Regions from separate parts of the Homo sapiens genome. Here all the other regions are linked to region 1. The links are chromatin loops, found by intact Hi-C in ENCODE. Cell type or tissue: Caco-2. All regions are shown on one strand.

The links. A loop is a pair of places that touch in the nucleus more often than their neighbours do. Peaks named below come from ENCODE experiments on the same cell type or tissue, not always from the same donor. Only the 100,000 strongest peaks of a DNase experiment are listed, where the experiment ranks them.
Region 2: it touches region 1 in a loop (5-fold over the local background); 3 of 110 quality-filtered maps call a loop at or near these places.
Region 3: it touches region 1 in a loop (5-fold over the local background); 3 of 110 quality-filtered maps call a loop at or near these places.
Region 4: it touches region 1 in a loop (6-fold over the local background); 2 of 110 quality-filtered maps call a loop at or near these places.

What each region holds. Positions count from the first base shown.
Region 1 is chr15:53,924,726-53,927,225 of GRCh38, forward strand. It overlaps a transcript of UNC13C not described here. Among named protein-coding and RNA genes, the nearest start is that of UNC13C, 52 kb to the right of the region's middle. In Caco-2, no CTCF peak of the experiment used is centred here; a DNase peak (open chromatin) is centred at 1,100; H3K4me3 peaks cover 258 bases.
Region 2 is chr15:53,843,522-53,846,021 of GRCh38, forward strand. It overlaps a transcript of UNC13C not described here. Among named protein-coding and RNA genes, the nearest start is that of WDR72, 85 kb to the left of the region's middle. In Caco-2, no CTCF peak of the experiment used is centred here; DNase peaks (open chromatin) are centred at 560, 960 and 1,310.
Region 3 is chr15:53,861,191-53,863,690 of GRCh38, forward strand. It overlaps a transcript of UNC13C not described here. Among named protein-coding and RNA genes, the nearest start is that of WDR72, 100 kb to the left of the region's middle. In Caco-2, no CTCF peak of the experiment used is centred here; DNase peaks (open chromatin) are centred at 1,281 and 1,441; H3K4me3 peaks cover 177 bases.
Region 4 is chr15:53,829,999-53,832,498 of GRCh38, forward strand. No RefSeq gene overlaps it. Among named protein-coding and RNA genes, the nearest start is that of WDR72, 72 kb to the left of the region's middle. RefSeq lists an enhancer at 1,898-2,399. In Caco-2, no CTCF peak of the experiment used is centred here; DNase peaks (open chromatin) are centred at 1,203 and 2,063; H3K4me3 peaks cover 211 bases.

The DNA.
Region 1 (2,500 bases):
CCAAAGAAAGCCTATATTTCATTTGACTAAAATCAAAGACTTTTGAACACTGAATCATTTTGAACACAAAATTCAAACACCAATTCTTATCACAATCAAAATTTACTTTTTAAAGCACAAATAAATTCTGTTGATACCAAAAATTAATGTTTTCCCTTTAAGATGGAATGTTGTTTATAAACTATGTGTTTAGGGTTATATGGTTATACGTGTTTTCTAGCCTGCCTATAACTAAGATTCTCAAGGTGAGATGGGATTTAAGCTATCAATAGAAAATTGTGCTTTCACAGCTGTTATGGGCCAGATATTGAATCAGAAGTTTGTTTCAGTCAATGGTTCTTATAAAGAGAAAACAGCACTTAGTTTCATGGGGAATGTCACAGAAAAAGGGGAATCTGTTTACATTATTTTGTGTCTTTAATGGAGGGAATAAATGTAACCAGCTGATGTGACTGGGATGTTCATGGATTTTTACAGTAATTACATGAGATTCTTATTTCAGATAGTCTCTCATAGGGTAGATATCCTCCCAAAATAAAGGTAAAAGAAAGTATACATCTTTTCTTGTTATAAAATTTAAATGCTATAGTCTATAAAAGAGGAAACACAACAAGACACTTTGTTTGGGACCTGTCAAGATTTCAAACCCCAAAGGGTCTGTGTTTGGCAACACAGCCTGTCCTTCCCATGAGCCAGAGGCTTGTTTTCTCTGTAGCAGTTAGCATTGGCCACACACCTGGATTTGGAAGGACTTCTGAGGTGAGAAAAAACTCACTTTAGAGCTTTAGTATAAAGCTTGTCTTGCAGAATAGAAGTGTCAAGCAGGATAGAAGTGTGTTTGCATGTTAAATTCCGGCTTTTCTTAAACTCCTTAGAAAGACAGACTATCTCTTTTGTTTACATTTTAAAGACATAGCTCTCCCCGTAAAATGACAGGCTCCGAGAGTCTAGCTGCCTCATTTAATCTGTAGTGTCGGGAGAAACAATCCCTGGTGAAAATGTAAACACCAGACTATTATTTACCAGTGACACTAGCTCGCAGCCTAATCTTCAGGTGTCTCCGAAATCTATTTTTAAAGAAAGATCTTCCTTGTTCGGATCTTGTGAATGATCGCCATGCCTGACCAGGTGCTTCTCTTTTGTGACTATTCCTGGCTAGGCCTGTAAAATATGAAATGAATTTGCAGACAAGGCTTCCTTATCTGACTCCAAGAACTTTGTTCCCTTGAAGAGCAACCACGGATTTTGATCAAACCCCAGTGGGAACACAACATATTTTTAAAAGACACCTATCTGGGAGCTTACAAAGCATATTTGTAAGTAATGAATGCATTTGGCCAGGAGCAATACTATTCTTGTTGATTAAAACAAGATGATTTAGTTTTTTAGTTTTTGTTTTTTTTTTCAATGGGGTTAGTATGACTCATAGACATTAAAGCAGAGGTGCTTTCTGAAGAAGGTGTAGGGAGCAGAATCATTATTTTCCCAGAGTTTAATACAAAATAGTCATCTTCAAGGGAGGGTAGGTAATTGTGAAATGGAAAAATAATTTGTAGGATTTGGAATTACAAGCCCTGGATTTGAATAATGGCTGCATGATCCTAGGGAAACCACTTGATTTTTGAAACCTCAGTTCTCTCACATGTGAGAATAATTATTTTTCTTTTATTCTGTGGATCAAAAAAGGGATATCATATGTTTTAAAGTGTTCTATGTATATTAAGGCATCATGATATCACTGCTAATACTATTGAGAGGGGAAGGAAAACACGTAGAGGATAATGAAACAGAAATATTTGTTGTATCCTATATTCCATGCTAGTTATTATGCTATGTATCAAAGAGATAAGGATACAGGACACAGTCACTGGCCTCAAAAAGCATGCCTAATAGGGGAAGGAGGCTTGTCAGAAATATTGCAAGGCAGTGTGGTAAATGGAATAATAGAGATATCTGCCAGATTCTATGACAGCACCACAAAGGAAGCGAGTAACTTGGCTTGGCTTAAAAGGAAGAAGATACCAATCTTTAATGCCTGAATGATTGGTGGGAGTTCACTTCATGTTCCAGAGAGAAGGACATTCCAGAGAGAAGGGCATGGGGGAATGGAACGGCAGGACAGGATCAGGGATCTGCCAATAGTTTTCCGTGCCTATAGCTCTGCCCTTATGTGGGATAAACTGAGTTGGACTGGACAGGTAAGCAGGTGCTGGATTACGGAGGGTTACTTTCCGTGAGTAAGCATTTTCCTCCAGAAAAAGGTCTTAAGCAGATAGATTGTCATCCATTTATTTAACACCCACTTATACAGTATTGTACTTTCTATATTCCAGGCACTGTTCTAAGAGCTTTATAAATGTTAACTCATTTCATCCTCATAACCACCAGGCAAAGTAGATACTATTTTTATTCCAATTTAATTCTGAGGAATACAAAACAGAAAAGTTAAGTAACACTCCCAAGATGACAAAACTAGTGAGTGATGGAATCAGGATTTAAC
Region 2 (2,500 bases), 81 kb before region 1:
TACTTATTTTTTTATAAGCAATTAATCATGAGATTAGTAATGCTGTTCAAGGAGGGACCAGTGGGTGAGAAAAGGACCAAGGCTAGAGGTCTGAAGAGGATACTATGTTGTATATGTGGAGAAAAAAGAGCCCATGAAGAAGACTGAAAATGAAGGCCATGTGTGCAGAACAAAGTCAAAGGAGTAAAAGAAACATGTAAGAAACATGTTAATGGCCAGCACATCCCAGGTCAGCACAGAAGCCTGATAAGTTAGATACTAAAAAGTTTCCCTTGAAGTCAGGATTTAGGAAGTCACTAGTGAGAGGAAGTCCATGAGATTTGTTGAGAGGCTCTATTTCAGTGGAGTGAGAATTAAGTGAATATTAAAAAGTGGGCATTGAAAAGTAGAGATAACTCATTGAAGATTCATGGAATAAGAGGAGAAAAGAAATCAGACGGAGTTTAAAATCTTTTCAGAACAGAAGAGCCTGAGCATGCTGATTGGCTGAGGAGCAGCCAGTTTAAAGGAGATGTGACATATAAAAAGGGGAACTGATAATGGAAGGTCCCAGCTGAAGGGAAAAGAAGTGAATCCCAGAGCATACGTAAATGTGTTTCCTGGAGCAGGAGAGACACAACCTCTGAAATCAGAGAAAAGAAGGAAAAAGTGTGTGTCACTGTAGATAAGCATGTTTGTTGCAAATCAGAGAGCTAAGGAAGATCACCACTGAGAATTTTAATATTCTTGGTGAAGTAGAAGGCAAGGTTATCTATGAGATAAGGAAATTTGGTCACTGTTAAAGAGAAACAGAGTCCAATGTCCATTAAAGGCAGCAAAGCAGATTTTATTCAGACTACTGCAATGAGAGAGAAATACTTTGGTATTGACTGAGCTCAGTTTTGTTGAAACAAAATGTGGGATTGTTTGTTTGCTGGGGTGTGACAAAGGAAAAGTACTGAAGGACACTGAGGCAGGGAAGGTGGGTCAATGTGATAAGGTCATCTGTGTATTTGTTAACTGGTGTTTATCGAAGTTAGGCTCCTGCACTCTCATATAGCCTGGAAGACAGAGCTTTAGCATTCTTGACGATGACATTTCAAAGGGCTGACTTTCAGGTTCTTGAGAATGACATTTTTGGGTTGCAGAAGATGCATCTCAAAGGGACAAATGTTTTACAATTGCAAGTTTTCTCAAGTAGAAGGAAGGGTTCCTAAGAAAAAAGAGATCAGGGACCTATAGTCAGATTTCTGCTGGAACGAACAGTAAATTCTTTGGCCAGCATTAAGCTTTTTCAAGCAGGCATGTTAAGGGGACTAGTGACATCATCCTAGAGGCACTACCTTGAGCTGTGAGAAGCCATGCTAGAGGTTGGACAAGGAGAGAGTGTTTGTCACCATGTTGTCTTTGACTTTCTCAAGTTCATACTGAAATGGATGATACAGGTTTATATCCAGGTGTTAAAGCAGTGAGCCTGAACGTATGAGCTAAGTTTAAGCAATCTCAGAGAAAGCTCTCTAAACTGATTATATTAAAAATTGAAGGCGGGGCACAGTGGCTCACGTCTGAAATCCCAGCACTTTGGGAGGCCAAGGTGGGTGGATCACGAGGTCAGGAGTTCGAGACTAGCCTGGCCAATACAGTGAAACCTCGTCTCTACTAAAAATATAAAAATTAGCCCGGGTGTGGTGGCATGCACCTGTAGTTCCAGCTACTCAGGAGGCTGAGGCAGGAGAATCACTTGAACCTGGGAGGCTGAGGTTGCAGTGAGCTGACACCACACCATTGCACTCCAGCCTGGGTGACAGAGCGAGAGTCTCTCAAAAAAAAAAAAAAAAATTATAACAGAATGTTCAGCATGGAACAGTATAGAAAACTGAAATAGAGAAGTAGATCAAAAAGAATACAGCCTCACAACTAGAATCAGAAGAGACTGTGAAGCAGAGCTGGAAGACAACACAGCCCTCCTACTTTGCCTACAGCCTTCAACACAATGTCCTATGATATGAAGTTGGTTTTAATACCACAGCATATTATTTCCTTATGCATTCAGTGTTTTGATCATTCATGAAATTTATTGAATGCTTACTCTATGCTAAGCACGGGTCTAGGGATGCAAAGTTCAATATAATTATAACTACTTATTAATTATGTGTTGTATGTGTTATGTTTAAGCTTAATTTAACTGTCAGTAAATTGTATGTGATTCAGTCCATGAAGTGGTACTGTTTTATGAATGAATCTTTTTATTTCCTATAATGCTATGAATCCAGGGAAATTTTAGGTATTAATAATGAGACATGTTTGAACTGTGGCAGACCCAATTGACACTTGCAGGCAGCATCATTTTTCATTTTTGGGGCAAAATCCTAGCATAAACAGTTCCCCGCTTAGGATGGTTTGACTTACTTCTCTTTTTTTTTACTTTACAATGCTACAAAAGCCTTACACACTCAGTAGAAAACATACTCCAAGTACCAATAAAACCATTGTGTTTTTCACTTTCAGTACAGTATTCAAT
Region 3 (2,500 bases), 64 kb before region 1:
AATATGTTCAAGGACTCTATATGTGAGACCTCCTGCTAAGTTTATACTTTGTAATTAATTTGTATTACTTGGGTATAGTTATCTAAAAGGTAAGAATCGAATCAAGTATGTTTTATTATTCAGTCTTTGTGTTTATACAAGGATATAATTGGAAACTTTATCACTTGCTTTCTAAAAGATAATGGTATTAAATAGCCATCTGAAACATAAAATGACTCAACTCCATATTTTTTGCGTGTTGTTATTTTTGTTTTTTTATAAGTTCATTGGATTTCTTTCTATCATAATAAAAATATATCATCTTTATCACACTTGTTCTTAGTCAAAAGGCTGAGAAGCAGTATATGGTGCTTGTCAAAAACTCATTTCTTAGCATGGGTCGTCTAGAAAACAGAGCCTGGGGCAACAATTAAAGTATTGCTGCCTATAGAGGTGCAAACACATGTGTGTTAAGATAAAAGAAAAAAGAAAAGTGAGGTAAAGAAAGACATGAAACACAATGAGTTGGAAGCAGATCCAGCACATTGCTCAGTGGGCATGTTAGCTTGGCCTTCATTACCTCTCCAGAAGAATTGTAAAGAGGAATCATAACCTCAGAGTAGTCCATGGAAGATAGGTAAAAGGGAGAAATGCAACTGCCTACCTTTCTCTTGTCTCTTGTTTTGTATTAGTTGAAGTTCACCCACACTAACTCCCCATAATTCCCACCAGCTCCACTATCTTGTCCCTCCAACTCAGTCCTTGCCTGGTATGTTGCTACTAGCCAGTGTATCATCAGGAGGCATTAAATCTCGGCTGTGAAATGACACCAGATGTATTAGTCTGCTTGGGCTGCTATAACAAAATACCATAGACTGGGTAGCTTAAACAACAGAAATTTATTTTTCACAGTTTTGGAGGCTAGAAGTCCAAGATCAGAGTGGCAGCATGATCGAATTCTGGAAAGGGCTCTATTCCTGGCTTGTAGACAGCCACCTTCTTGCTATGTGCTCATTTTCCTGCACAGAATGAGGTCCAGCTGCTTGTTCTCGTGGTCCAATAACCAGATGCAGACAGACTTGGAACAAGGGTGTTTATTTCTGCAACTGGTTACAGGGAGAAAGTCAGAGTAAATCACCAGACAGACTCAAAATTACAAGTTTTTTTCTAGTGCTCGTGTATATTTTAAGCTCAATGCCTACATGTGGGAGTGCGGCCATAAGCAGGAGTGTTTCATTCAATCTATATCTAATCTTTAACTAGAGCCTGGGGTCTGGAAAGCTTTCTCTAGAGTCTTGGAAAGTTTCTTAAGTGTGTTCTGGTACAAAGTGCATGTTTAAGAATGCTATTATTCTATCAGACTTTAGGGTCTGAGAAAACCCAGGCAGGGTCTTAATAGGTTTGTTTTCACATTCCTGCCCTCATACACCCAGTTTCTCCAGTTCTTTAATGTTTAACTTATGCATTCATCAAAATTATAGTAAAAGGTTAGTGGAAACCGACTGTTCTGGTTGCTACTAGAAACCTGGCCTGCCACACTCACGTTGGGGAGACAGAGCGAAAGCAATCTCTCTGGTGTCTTGGGGGCTTCAGGACCTCATCTTAAACCTAATTGTCTCTCAAAGACTCCATCTGTAAGTAACATCACTTTTTAGGTTAGGGCTCCAGCATATGATTTGAGGGGTAACAACATCTAGTCTGTAGCATTCTGTCCCTGGCTCCCCCAAATTCAAGTCCTTCTTGCATGTAAAATACATTCATTTCATCCCAGTGGCCCTCCAAGTTTTAACTAATTCCAGCATCAACTCTAAAGTCCAAAGTCTCATCTAAATATCACCTAAATCAGATATAGGGGAGACTGTAGGTATGATTCATCCTGAGGTAAAATTTCTCTCCAGCTATAAACCTGTAAAATGAGACAAGTTAATGTGCTTTCAAAATACAATGGTGGACAGGCCTAGGATAGACATTCCCACTGCAAATGGAGAAACCAGAAGGAAGAAAGAGGTGACAGGTCCCAAGCAAGACCAAAGCCTAGCAAGGCAAATTCTATCAGATCTTAAGGCCTGAGACTACTCCTCTTTGGACTGATGCTCTACCCTCCAGGCTGTCTGGGGCGGCAGAGTCATCCCCAAGTCTATGTAGGTTGGCCTCACCCTTCAGATCAGTATTGGGCAGGAAACTGCAGAAGTGACACACATTTCTAATTGTGTAAATTAGTACAATCTTTCTAAAGATCAACTTTGTGATACAAATCAAAAGTCATAAACTGTTACATATCCCTTGATGCAGTAATTCAAGTGATAGCTGTTTATCATAATGATATTGTTATACAGGCACAACAGATTTTAATACAAGAATGCTTATCACAATTTGTATATTATAATGAAAAAGTGGAATCCTCAAGTGTCAACAATCAGAGATTTGTGCAATCATTCAATAGACTAGTATGTAGCCAAAAGGATTGATAATTAATATCATACTCAGAGCATTTAATACTCCATAGAAGATTCAAGGTGTA
Region 4 (2,500 bases), 95 kb before region 1:
ATTTCTGGAAATAATGAAAAAATAGAGCAGAATCCATAGAAACATCTCAGGAATGCCTGTGAAAGCACTATTCTTGATAATGGCTTCTGCATAATGCATCTGTATACGTTTAGCATCTATTTTGTATGTTGTAGAGTTGGCACCTGAATTAATCAAAATTAATGAGCTGGTCCTGCAAATAATGAGCCGTGTCTCAATGACTGTGGTGTTCTCAATGAATGCCTGTTGAATTTAATTCAATTTCAATAATAATCTGCCTCATTAAATGAATGACACAAGTCCTGAGAAAGGCAACTGTATATCTGGCTAGTAATTAGGATAGCTGTGAGCAGATAGATAGGCCCTTGTGGACTCCTTAGACAATAAAATGGGCATTTTATTCAGGTTTTCATCAGGGGAGAGTGTGCTAGAACTGCTGTGACATGGCCTTGGACTCTAATAGATCTGGCTGGAAACCTGATATTACTAGTTATCAGTGACATGAAGTATAATTTCACTCAATTTTCTTATTTATAAAATGGTAGTACTGACTGATACTCCCCTTAGACTTTGACAAGAGACCCTGCATTGGACCCTTCCCTGGTGCTTTTCTGGCTGTGTCCCTACAGATGATGTGAAGAGTTAGCAAGGTAAAGGAGATGTGCTACCCAGAGGCTACAGTGCCCCTCGCTCTGACCCATAGACTGACTCCAAGTATGTGGGACTCAGAATTTCATGTTTGAAGGACTTGGAGCCTGGTTTTGGAGCCTGCAAGAAGCGGCCAAGGACTCCATTTGAGAGGTAAGAGGAGTGTAGATGAAGCTTGTATGTTCTGTCCACAAATGTGGGTGTCCACAAACATGCATTTTAGAGAACAGGGAGGAGAAGAGAATAGGAGTGCTTCTGAGATGGGGCAGCTTTCCTAGGCAGCTGTGTTCCCATGGAAAATTCCAAGTCAGGGTATCTGAAATTTGAACCTGGTGTAGCAGGACGAGCCGCAGACAAGAATCCCTCAGACACCGAGTCGTGGAAGGAAAGGGCTTTATTCAGCTGGGAGCATCGGTGGACTCACGTCTCCAAAAACCGAGCTCCCTGAGTGAGCAATGCCTGTCCCCTTTAAGGGCTTATAACTCTAAGGGGGTCCGCGTGACAGGGTCGTGATCGATTGAGCAAGCAGTGGCTACGTGACGGGGGAGCTGCATGCACCAGTAATCAGAACGGGACAGAACAGGATAGGAATTTTCACAGTGCTTTTCCATACAATGTCTGGAATCTATAGATAACATAACCAGTTAAGTCAGGAGTCAATCTTTAACTACCAGCCTGGGAATGCAGCGCCGGGCTGTCTGACTACTGATTTCACTTCTGTCTTTTCTTTAACTCCTACTTTTTCTTTGAGGCAGAAATTGGTCATAAGACACTATGAGGGGTGGTCTCCTCCCTTACTGGAATTCCAGGTAGTTAAGAGGCCTATTTTTCAAGGTAGGAGTATAGAATATATTTTATTTAGCAGCTTGTCGCTTGATTTTTAAACTATTTTTAAAGATTTTAAAAATTTATGATAATTGTAGATTCACATGCAATTGTAAGAAATAATGCAAAAAGATCATTTGTACACGTTGTCTATTTTCCCCCATTGGTAACATTTTGCAAAACTACAGCATAATATCACAATGAAGATACAGACATCTATACAATCCAAAGATCTTATTTTGATTCCCTCATTGTACTTGTATTCATTGGTATGAATTGGAGTGTATTAAGCTCTACACATTTTATCACCTATGTAGTTTCCTGTATTTGCCTCCATGGTCCAGACACTACACAGTTTTAACACCACAAGCTTTCCTTGTGGGCTTATTTTAAATAAATAGATATATAGTGAGCAAGGAAAAGAAAATCTCAGCACCCTAAACTCCCTATGCCAAAGGGAAAAATTAAGCTTGGAAGCTGAGTCATGCACAAAAACAAACAAACAAAAACCCCAAAACCTGCCTTTCCTTTTGTTCCTAAACAGTTACAAGATAAAAGGCCGCATATCTCCCCGGGTGGCATCCCTCACCCTGAAAATGTAAATTAACAGCTTATCTTTATGAGTGTGGGACAAGAGGAGACTAGAAATTGTCCCCTCCACCCTAAGGCAAATGCATATTTGACTTCTTCCTCTACTCTGTGTTTACTTTATCTTATGTAAAGTGCAGTTTTACTGAGCAAATACATAACTGACTGCTCCTCTACTCCCTCATTTTCATATGCAACATGTGGATTCCGTGAGCGCTAATGAAAGCCTCACAAGAATGTGACCATACTCTTTATCTCTCTTTTTTTCTTTCCTCCTTCCCCATCCTGCCCACTTTTTTCTCTTTAAATATTGAAGCTCTCAAAATTCTCTTTGGAAAAAGTGCAGGCCGCAGATCCTACTGTGCCTTGTGTCTCTTTTTCCCAGGTGCATCCTCAACCTTGGCAAAATAAATCTCTAAGTTGATTGAAGCTTGCCTCAGTCATTTTATTTGGTTTACAA